Regions from separate parts of the Homo sapiens genome. Here all the other regions are linked to region 1. Evidence: chromatin contacts called from ENCODE Hi-C or POLR2A ChIA-PET data. All regions are on one chromosome and are shown on one strand. The core of a region is the stretch at or near the end of the contact, and the rest is flanking DNA. Distances in the headings are between cores, read along the strand shown. Region 1 holds the start of DDX10 (DEAD-box helicase 10). Region 2 overlaps DDX10 (DEAD-box helicase 10). Region 3 overlaps DDX10 (DEAD-box helicase 10).

Region 1 (2,700 bases), core at 176-2,675:
TGTTTGTTTGTTTAAGACAGAGTCTCACTCATGTCACCCAGTCTGGAGTGCAATGGTGCGATCTGGGCTCACTGCAACCTCTGCCTCCCGGGTTCAAGCGATTCTCTTGCCTCAGCCTCCCGAGTAGCTGGGATTACAGGCACCCACCACTAGGCCCAGCTAATTTTTTTGTATTTTTAGTAGAGGCGGGGTTTCACCATGTTGGTCAGGCTGGTCTCGAACTCCTGACCTCAAGATCTCTGTTGTTTTAAGCCGCCAAGTTTGTGGTAATTTGTTACAATGGCAACCTTAGTTACAAGAATGTTCCATCTGTTAAATCCCTGATTGTACTGCACTAGAAGGGGGCTGAGAAGCTGAAAGATGTGGGTGAAGACCAACAAACATGGGATTTAGGGAAAGGGAAAAGAGGAATTGACAGACCTGTGGAGTCTGGAGGTTGGGGGAAGAAGTCAGGAGGTCAAAGTGATCATTACAGGTATACTCATCTGGGAACACCAGCTACAATGTGGGGATGATAGGTGACAGAAACAGACCAGCGGTCCAGCTTTTCTAGGCCAATTCTTGGATGGGGACATGAAGCCTGTGGAGAAAATGAGGTGGCCACAGGAAGGAGCATAGATGATGTTGAGGGATGCAGTCTGGCTTCATGGTTAAAAGCAAAGGCTTTGGGATTAGAAAGACATGGATCTAGCTTCCAATTCCACACCACCTACTAAGCGTGAAAGATTCGGACAAGTTTCATTCCTCTTAGAACCTCAATTATCTCATCTGTTAAATAGGATTATTAATATCCATACCTCAGATCAAGTCAAACAATTACTGTAAGCACATGGTGAGTGCTTAAAAATGTAGGTGTCATTATTACCACTATTGTCATCAGTATTATTAATATGAATATGACTGTAGCTATTACAGCATTAGTCTCCCTACCCTTAGGTACGGCCGCATTTCTATTATTTTTTTAGGAACAGTGTGGCAAGCAGAAGAGTGGCCAGAACGGTGCAGAGGTTTGAGCTGTGGCACCCGGCGTGACCTCTCATTCCCGGCCGGGTCCCGGTGACAGATCCGCCGCCTCCACTCTGCAACTCCTCGCCGCAGTGAGACGCTGCCCCGCTGCTGGCCGGCCCGAGCCCCCTCCCCAGCGCCGGCCTCACCTTTTCATAGTTCTGCATGAGGCGGCTGATACTCTCGCGCTCGACCTGCCATTCGGGTTTCTTCAGTTGCTTCCTCAACTGCTTCTTTTTGTTCTGCCTATGGCTGTGTTTTTTCTTCCAGCGATTGAAGCTCCGCACCGGGTCGGGTCGGGCTCCCGAACCCGGAGAGTTGGCCGTTTTGCCCATTGCGGCGGCGGCGGCGACAGCTCGGATCAACCCCAGACACGAGACACCTAAGGCCAGACTCACGGAACCAGCATGGGACAAACGCACAGAGGCGCATGCGCGAACTCAGAAGCCCGCCCCCGAGCTTTTGAAACCGGGGCACGCGCCAATGACGTCAGGAAAAGGAGGGCTGTGATTGGCGAATTGGCTCCTGCTGGGAGGGGCAGCCTGGGGAAACGGGGGCGCAGCACTCCACGGAAGGGGGCGAGCTGAGCCGAGCCGGGAGCACGCCGGCTCTTTAAAAAAAAACGCATGCGCACTGTTGTTGTTACTATGGTGACGTCATACACTGACCCTTTAAGGGCTATTAACACATTTGCTCCAGGTTCAACTTTGCTAAGCGTTCGTGAGTATGTGTGTAAACACATACAATCTGTGAATGAAAATTGTGACCCTCGTTTTGCACTTTTCGGGCCAACGAGCCAAAAGATTTGCCCAGAAGTAAACAGCTAGTTAGTGACTTCTGATTTCCATCCATGGTGGTTGTACTTCCTCAGGAATAAAAATGAATATTCTATATTCTTCTTATGCCCCTCTGGGTTTTCCTTTTCCTCTGGGCCCCTCAGACTCTAGCTGCAACAGCAAGGAAACTGGAACGGAATCAAATTGAATTTGCCTTAAAATGCTTTTATGGAGACAAAATGATAACTAAACGTAAGGAGGTAGGTAATAGAGGCCGGGCACGGTGGCTCACGCCTGTAATTCCAGCAATTTGGGAGGTCGAGGTGGGTGGATCACCTGAGGTCAGGAGGTCGAGACCAGCCTGGCCAATATGGTGATGCCCTGTCTCTGCTAAAAATACAAAAATTAGCCAGGCGTGGTGGTGCACACCTATAATCCTAGCTACTTGGGAGGCTGAGGCAGGAGAATCGCTTGAACCCCGGGGGCGGAGGTTATAGTGAGCCAAGATCGCCCCACTTCACCACAGCCTGGGTGAAAGAGTGAAACTCCGTCAAAAAAAAAAAAAAAAGGAGGTAATAGAAAAGTTATTGCAAGTTGGACATTTAAGTGAACTGGCTTTCAATGAATTGAATTTTTTGACACATTTACCTACAGCCTCCAGGAAAACACCGGATGTGGGTGGGAGAGCTTAGCTGTAGCAAAGGAGATTGGAAAATTGAGTTCAAAGTTCACAGGCAGAATTTTGGGCTCTCAAATTTCCTTTCCAACCCCACATATCCAGATCACTACTCTCAACTCTATGCCCATCCTCCAAACAAGACATGGCTTATTGGAAGGGAGTGAGGACAGGAGGTGAACAAGAGAATTTCCACACTCAGGAACACTAGATGTGGTAGACAGTAAAGCTCAATAAGGAGTG
Region 2 (2,700 bases), core at 9-2,508, 190 kb before region 1:
TCCTGGCTAATGCAGTGAAACTCTGTCTCTACTAAAAATACAAAAAATTAGCTGGGCGTGGTGGCACATGCGTGTAGTCCCAGCTACTCGGGAGGCTGAGGCAGGAGAATCGCTTGAACCTGGGAGGCGGAGGTTGCAGTGGGCCAAGATCGCGTCACTGCACTCCAGCCTCGGTGACAGAGCGAGACTCCATCTTAAAAAATAAATAAATAAATAAAAATCACACTTTCTTTTCAAAAGCAGCACAGTAGTGAGATATTGCTGAGGATCTATTTCCTCAAGTTTCAGCACTGTTGTTCCTTTTCCTTACATTTATACAAAATCATTCCAGCGACCAGGGATTCCTACTAGCACTTGTGACCCTCAAAGCAAAAGGAAATTTAGCTAGATAATGAGGTAAAGCTGTATTCCAGGATTATGTAACCTACCTGAACTCAAAAAGCAATGTGGTCTATTGATCATTGCTACAAGTATTTTTCTAGATCTTAGTTTAAAATCTGTAGGTCATAAGAATATACGACATCTTGTTAGCTAAAGTAAAAACAATTCTATTGTGCAATTCAAGTACTTCTCTGCTAAAGAAAGTTTTGATACCCAAAAGACCTATATTTCCCAAACCACTATTAGGTACCCAGCAAACCTTCGTAACAGTTTCAGCTTCGTATTTATCTTCCATTCCCAATTCTGCACATAATATAACTAGGCAGAACTTAGATCTATCTTTTAACAAAAAGTCATATCAGATTCCTGAGAGGTCCATTCCAACTTTAGTTTATCCTACTCACACTTTAAAGCAATTTTTCTTAGAAGTACTTTCAATATGCCAGAGAAGATTCATTTCTAAAATTGAAAATTCACATTATCATTAAGTTTTCTCTTTTCTGGGAAATAAAGATAATTCCATGAAACTTCATTCAAGCACTTTCCCCAAAATTAAAAAAAAAATACTGTGTCCTTTATATCCTTCCTTGTATAATAAAATGATGTTTGCTGCATGAAACACAAAACAAGGTAGAAAGACAGCTACGTGAGTCCTCCCTTTCTTACACTTTCAGTTTCTATGCAGTGATTGCTTAAAATAGCTATAAACAGCTATGACTACATTTCCTGGTAAATTAAGTCTGCAAGTACCACCTTCTTTGACCATTAAAATATCTTCTGGATAGCTTGTAGGTTCAGGGATCAAAGGGAAGCTCTACCTGGAATCTGACTAAAGTGATTCAGAAGGCAATATCCTAAGTAACACAATGATTAGGTTTACATAAGAGGATCAACGAGAAGACAAAGTTTACTCAAAAACTAAGTCACATCTGTCATTTAAAGCACATGCACTGAGAGAAACCTGATAATTTACATAATATTTCTCCTTACATATCACAGAAATTTGTGCCATCACCCCTTTACCAAGTGTTTCCAAATAATCTCTTCTGGGTCTGCTTCCAAAAGGTACCTCAAAAGCCATGAGAGCCTTCAACCCCTGTCACTTTCATTTGAAAGGAAGTTGGGTGCAAAAGGTTGGTTTGAGCTCATTCCTTGGGCTCTGTCAGTCAGCCTGAACCTGTCACTGCAGGCAGTCCTCAGTGTCTTGAGGAATGTTTGAGTCCTGGCTGCAGACCAGCCACTGATCCCTCTGGTAATATCACTCTTACAAAAGGGCTACCATCTCTGAGCACTCAGAAAAGGGCTGTGAAATGGAGGTAGCTAAACTATTCAGAGCAATAATAAAACACAGCCTCTGTCTATTTAAAGCTCCTGGCTGAGCTGCAAAGCCATGTCAGCTCTTCTTTCTGTTCTTAGTCCGATGCTTAGTGGTTACATAGAAATGAGACCTTCCCTTGACAAGAAAAATCTTCCTCCTTTTTTAGATGTCAGGAAACAAACACACAGGACAAACACAGAAGGGGAGTGGGAAATGGAAGGAAGAGTTTGGCATAAGGAGTTCACTTCAGAGATCAACCCCCAGTGAAAATGCCTGATTGTGACAACTTTATCATTTTTTCATTTCCCCAGCAGACACAGTATTAAAACCAAATATACACACCAATTTATGGGGGAATAAAAGAAGAGGTTTCCAGGAGGATAGCTCAAGGGTGATAGCAACTTCTTACAGCTTAAACCATTATGAAAAAAAAAAATCGAGCATACACCATCAATAAGTATAAAAAATAAACCATATTTAGTAATATATATACAAATATGCATGAATAAACACAAAGGAAATACAGTAACAGGGCTTTCTTTGGCTCTAGATTATATCTTTCATTTTACATTTATATATGCAGAAATGAGAGCTTCTTAGTGAAATAAAATGGGCTTATTTTATGCTGAACATGCAATATTCATAAATATCAAATGCTTTTATTAGATTTAAGATTTTCTTGTTAAATTTAAATCTTTCCCACTACAGCCTCTGAGATCTAGTGGTGGTTCTGCCATGGTGTTTCACGCCTGCACGTTAAAGCATATGCAGAAGCCTCCACCTTATTTAGCAGTCAGGCTGCACACACTGGAGCTCTCGTTTTTGGGCACCTTTGAAGACAGAGTGATATTTAATACTGCTTATATTTAATATAAGCAGTCTTTTCTGCTTATATTCAGTATTAAATAATTGCTTCCCACTTCAGAACTATAGCATGAGTTATCATCTCTGACTTGCTCTCTTAAGTGCTATGGCCAGCATGGAAAAAAAATGACGAAGAA
Region 3 (2,700 bases), core at 143-2,642, 210 kb before region 1:
AGCTTAATTTTTTTTTTTTGAGGCAGAATTTCGCTCTTGTGGCCCAGGCTGGAGTGCAATGGCATGAACTTGGCTCACCACAACCTCCACCTCCACGGTTCAAGCGATTCTCCTGCCTCAGCCTCCCGAGTATCTGGCATTACAGGCATGTGACACCACTCCCGGCTAGTTTTGTATTTTTAGTAGAGATGGGGTTTCTCCATGTTGGTCAGGCTGGTCTCAGAACCCCCTACCTCAGGTGATACACCCACCTCGGCCTGCCAAAGTGCTGGGATTGAGGCGTGAGCCAACGCGCCCAGCCCAAAGCTCAATTTCTTAAATTCGTGGGACTGGTAAGGAGGAGGATGGAGTTGGGGTGTGGGCAAATGGATGGGTACAAAGGAAGCAGAGCTGAAATTTGTTTTTAATTCTAGAGCAGTGGAAGGAAAAGATATTTCTTTCTTTTCTCACTGCTAGGGTGACCAGTAGAGTATGCTGGAAAGAAAAGGGGATGAATCAAATGCAATGAGGCATTACATTATAATTCAGATTTTTCTACCAGCAGGAGCTTATGTGTTCCAGAGTTCCAAGCCCCCAGCAGAGGGCAGGATGCCCTTTCCCATAGAAGCTGAAGGCATCTTTGAGTTATAATTAAAGTGATCATACCTGGGTTTGCCCAGGACAGTTGTTTTGGTACAATTAGTCACTGCAACCCCTTTCACTCACCTAAGTGTCATGCTTGTATGGTACATGGGCAGCCTAAGTGATAATGGAAATCAACCACAGTATAGAACATCTTTTCTATGGAGAAAAAAAAAATGCTCCAGTTTACATATGAACTTGGACACAAAGTGTATAATTAGAGATTGTCCATGTGTGCTAATATCTATCTGGGTCCAGTAACATTGCTTTCTAGCCCTCCCCCTCTTTATTTTGTTTTACTGTTCTGCCTCTGAAAGGATTCTGAAACATCCCTAGAGTTATTATGCCTTTCAATAAACAATATGCTATAATTCTTCAATTTTGACACTATTTTGGAAGTGTCACAGTGAAAACAAGAAACTGTATTAAAGAGTTACTGCTTCTTTCACTCGATAAATACTCAGTACCTACTGTTTGTTCGTATCGGTCTAGGCACTGGTGATTCAGCAGTGAACAGAACAAAGTCCCTGTTCTGAGTTTCCCATTCTAGTGACAGTAAAAACAAGCAACAACAAACTAGTATGTATTTATATATTGCCTGGTAGAGAGAAGTACTATGGAGAAAAATATATCAAGGTAAGAGAATACAGGATAAGAGGAGGTTGCTATTTTGCATCAGGAAATCAGTGAATGCTTCTCTAGTAAAGTTATGTTTTAGCAGAAATCTGGAGACAGTAAGGAAACAAATCACATAGCTATGTGGTGATACCAAGAGCGAAGGCCAGAATCTGCTTAGTGCATTTGAGGAGTAATTAGACAGTCTAAAGTTAAGAGAGTTAGTGACAGAACAGTGGGAAATAAGACCAGAGAAGGAGCTGGAAGCTAGATCACATGTGAACTTTGTAGCTTTTGTGACAAAGTAGACAGGGAAACTCTTAAAGGATGGGGGTCTGAACAGAATTATAATATGCGACTTACTTTTAAAGGCTCATTCTGGCCACTATAATTCAGAATAAACTGGGGATAGAAGAGTGGGAGGATAAGAGAAAGAAGACTAGCAGACTAGTTAGAAGACTGTTACAATTAGTAATTCATGTTACAGATTATGGTGACTTGGATGATAGGGATAGCAGGAGTGTTAAAAAGTGGTTAAACTCTGGATCTATTTTTAATAAAGTTTTTATTTTTAAATAACTGTAGATTTACAAGAAACTTTCAAAGATAGTACAGAATTCCCATATACCCCTTACGCAGATTTCTCCTATTGTAATTTTATAGTCCATTTCTCCCAACCAAGAAACCAACACTGGTATATTACTATTAACTAAACTCCAGATGTTATATGGACTTCACCAAATTTTCTCATCTACTTTTAAGATAAAGTCAAATAGGATTTACTAATAAATTGTGGTGGAGTATAAGAATGAAAGAAGTGAAGGCTATCTCTAGGGTTTCTCCTGAGCAAGTGAAAGAATGAAGTTCTTCCATTTCAGCCTTCTCCTAATTCATATCCACATTTTACCATAATTTTCTATAATGAAAGTAAAAATCTCTACTGCCAAAATTTCAGTTAAAATCTTAAAAAATGAACACATTGCAGAAAGCATTATTTTGAGTCAGTATCGATATACTGACTCATAAAAGTTTGAACATATCAAACTTTGCTTGTCAAAAAAAAGATTTTGAAGTTTACTTGTAAACATGAATAATCCACAGTCTGCTCAGACTGAAATTTACAGCAAGACTTATGCATTTAATGAATTTTAGAAGGGTAAGAAATTCCCCCAAAATAAAATGTTAATGAAAGCTTATCAATAAAAATGCAGAATAATCTGCATCAAAATGGAAGACTCAGTCACATCTGTAACAATTCACAATTGACAAAAGACCTGCTGACATGTCTTATTTCAAATATGTTTCTGAAGTTCAAATATCAGTATTTTTAGATTTCAACGTTAAACAATGAAAAATGCTTTCTCAATTCAGCTCCTTTCAAAGAGAAGATGAGTGATGAAAACGAGCATAAGCCATGACAGAGCATAATGGCAATCTTATGCCCTGGCCTTGCCAGGTAAATGG

Evidence for each region. A loop is a pair of places that touch in the nucleus more often than their neighbours do. ChIA-PET counts read pairs that join two places held with the same protein, here RNA polymerase II (POLR2A). Pooled maps may share reads with other maps.
Region 2: a map of naive thymus-derived CD4-positive, alpha-beta T cell shows a loop between it and region 1 (14-fold over the local background). The contact joins the enhancer-like site here to the promoter of DDX10 in region 1. A Hi-C loop is called at or near these places in 2 of 168 maps with a recorded cell type or tissue (HAP-1 and naive thymus-derived CD4-positive, alpha-beta T cell), 3 of 37 single-sample maps with no recorded cell type and 8 of 50 pooled maps. POLR2A ChIA-PET finds 5 or more read pairs at or near these places in 2 of 52 experiments (GM12878 and activated naive CD8-positive, alpha-beta T cell).
Region 3: a loop to region 1 is called in a pooled map, with 7 times the contacts of the local background. The contact joins the enhancer-like site here to the promoter of DDX10 in region 1. A Hi-C loop is called at or near these places in 2 of 168 maps with a recorded cell type or tissue (HAP-1 and mammary epithelial cell) and 7 of 50 pooled maps.

Annotation. Positions count from the first base shown.
Region 1 is chr11:108,663,794-108,666,493 of GRCh38, reverse strand. It overlaps DDX10 (DEAD-box helicase 10), which reads right to left and starts at 1,425. Exons shown (of 18, transcript NM_004398.4): 1 at 1,155-1,425. The coding sequence starts at 1,340.
Region 2 is chr11:108,852,974-108,855,673 of GRCh38, reverse strand. All of the region lies in intron 16 of DDX10 (DEAD-box helicase 10), which reads right to left. Among named protein-coding and RNA genes, the nearest start is that of DDX10, 190 kb to the right of the region's middle. Within about 2 kb of position 1,258, at least 6 of the 41 ENCODE cell types and tissues checked have a DNase peak (open chromatin) inside an H3K27ac peak, as active enhancers do; they include GM12878, where a contact is called at or near this core.
Region 3 is chr11:108,869,248-108,871,947 of GRCh38, reverse strand. All of the region lies in intron 16 of DDX10 (DEAD-box helicase 10), which reads right to left. Among named protein-coding and RNA genes, the nearest start is that of DDX10, 210 kb to the right of the region's middle. Within about 2 kb of position 1,392, at least 2 of the 41 ENCODE cell types and tissues checked have a DNase peak (open chromatin) inside an H3K27ac peak, as active enhancers do.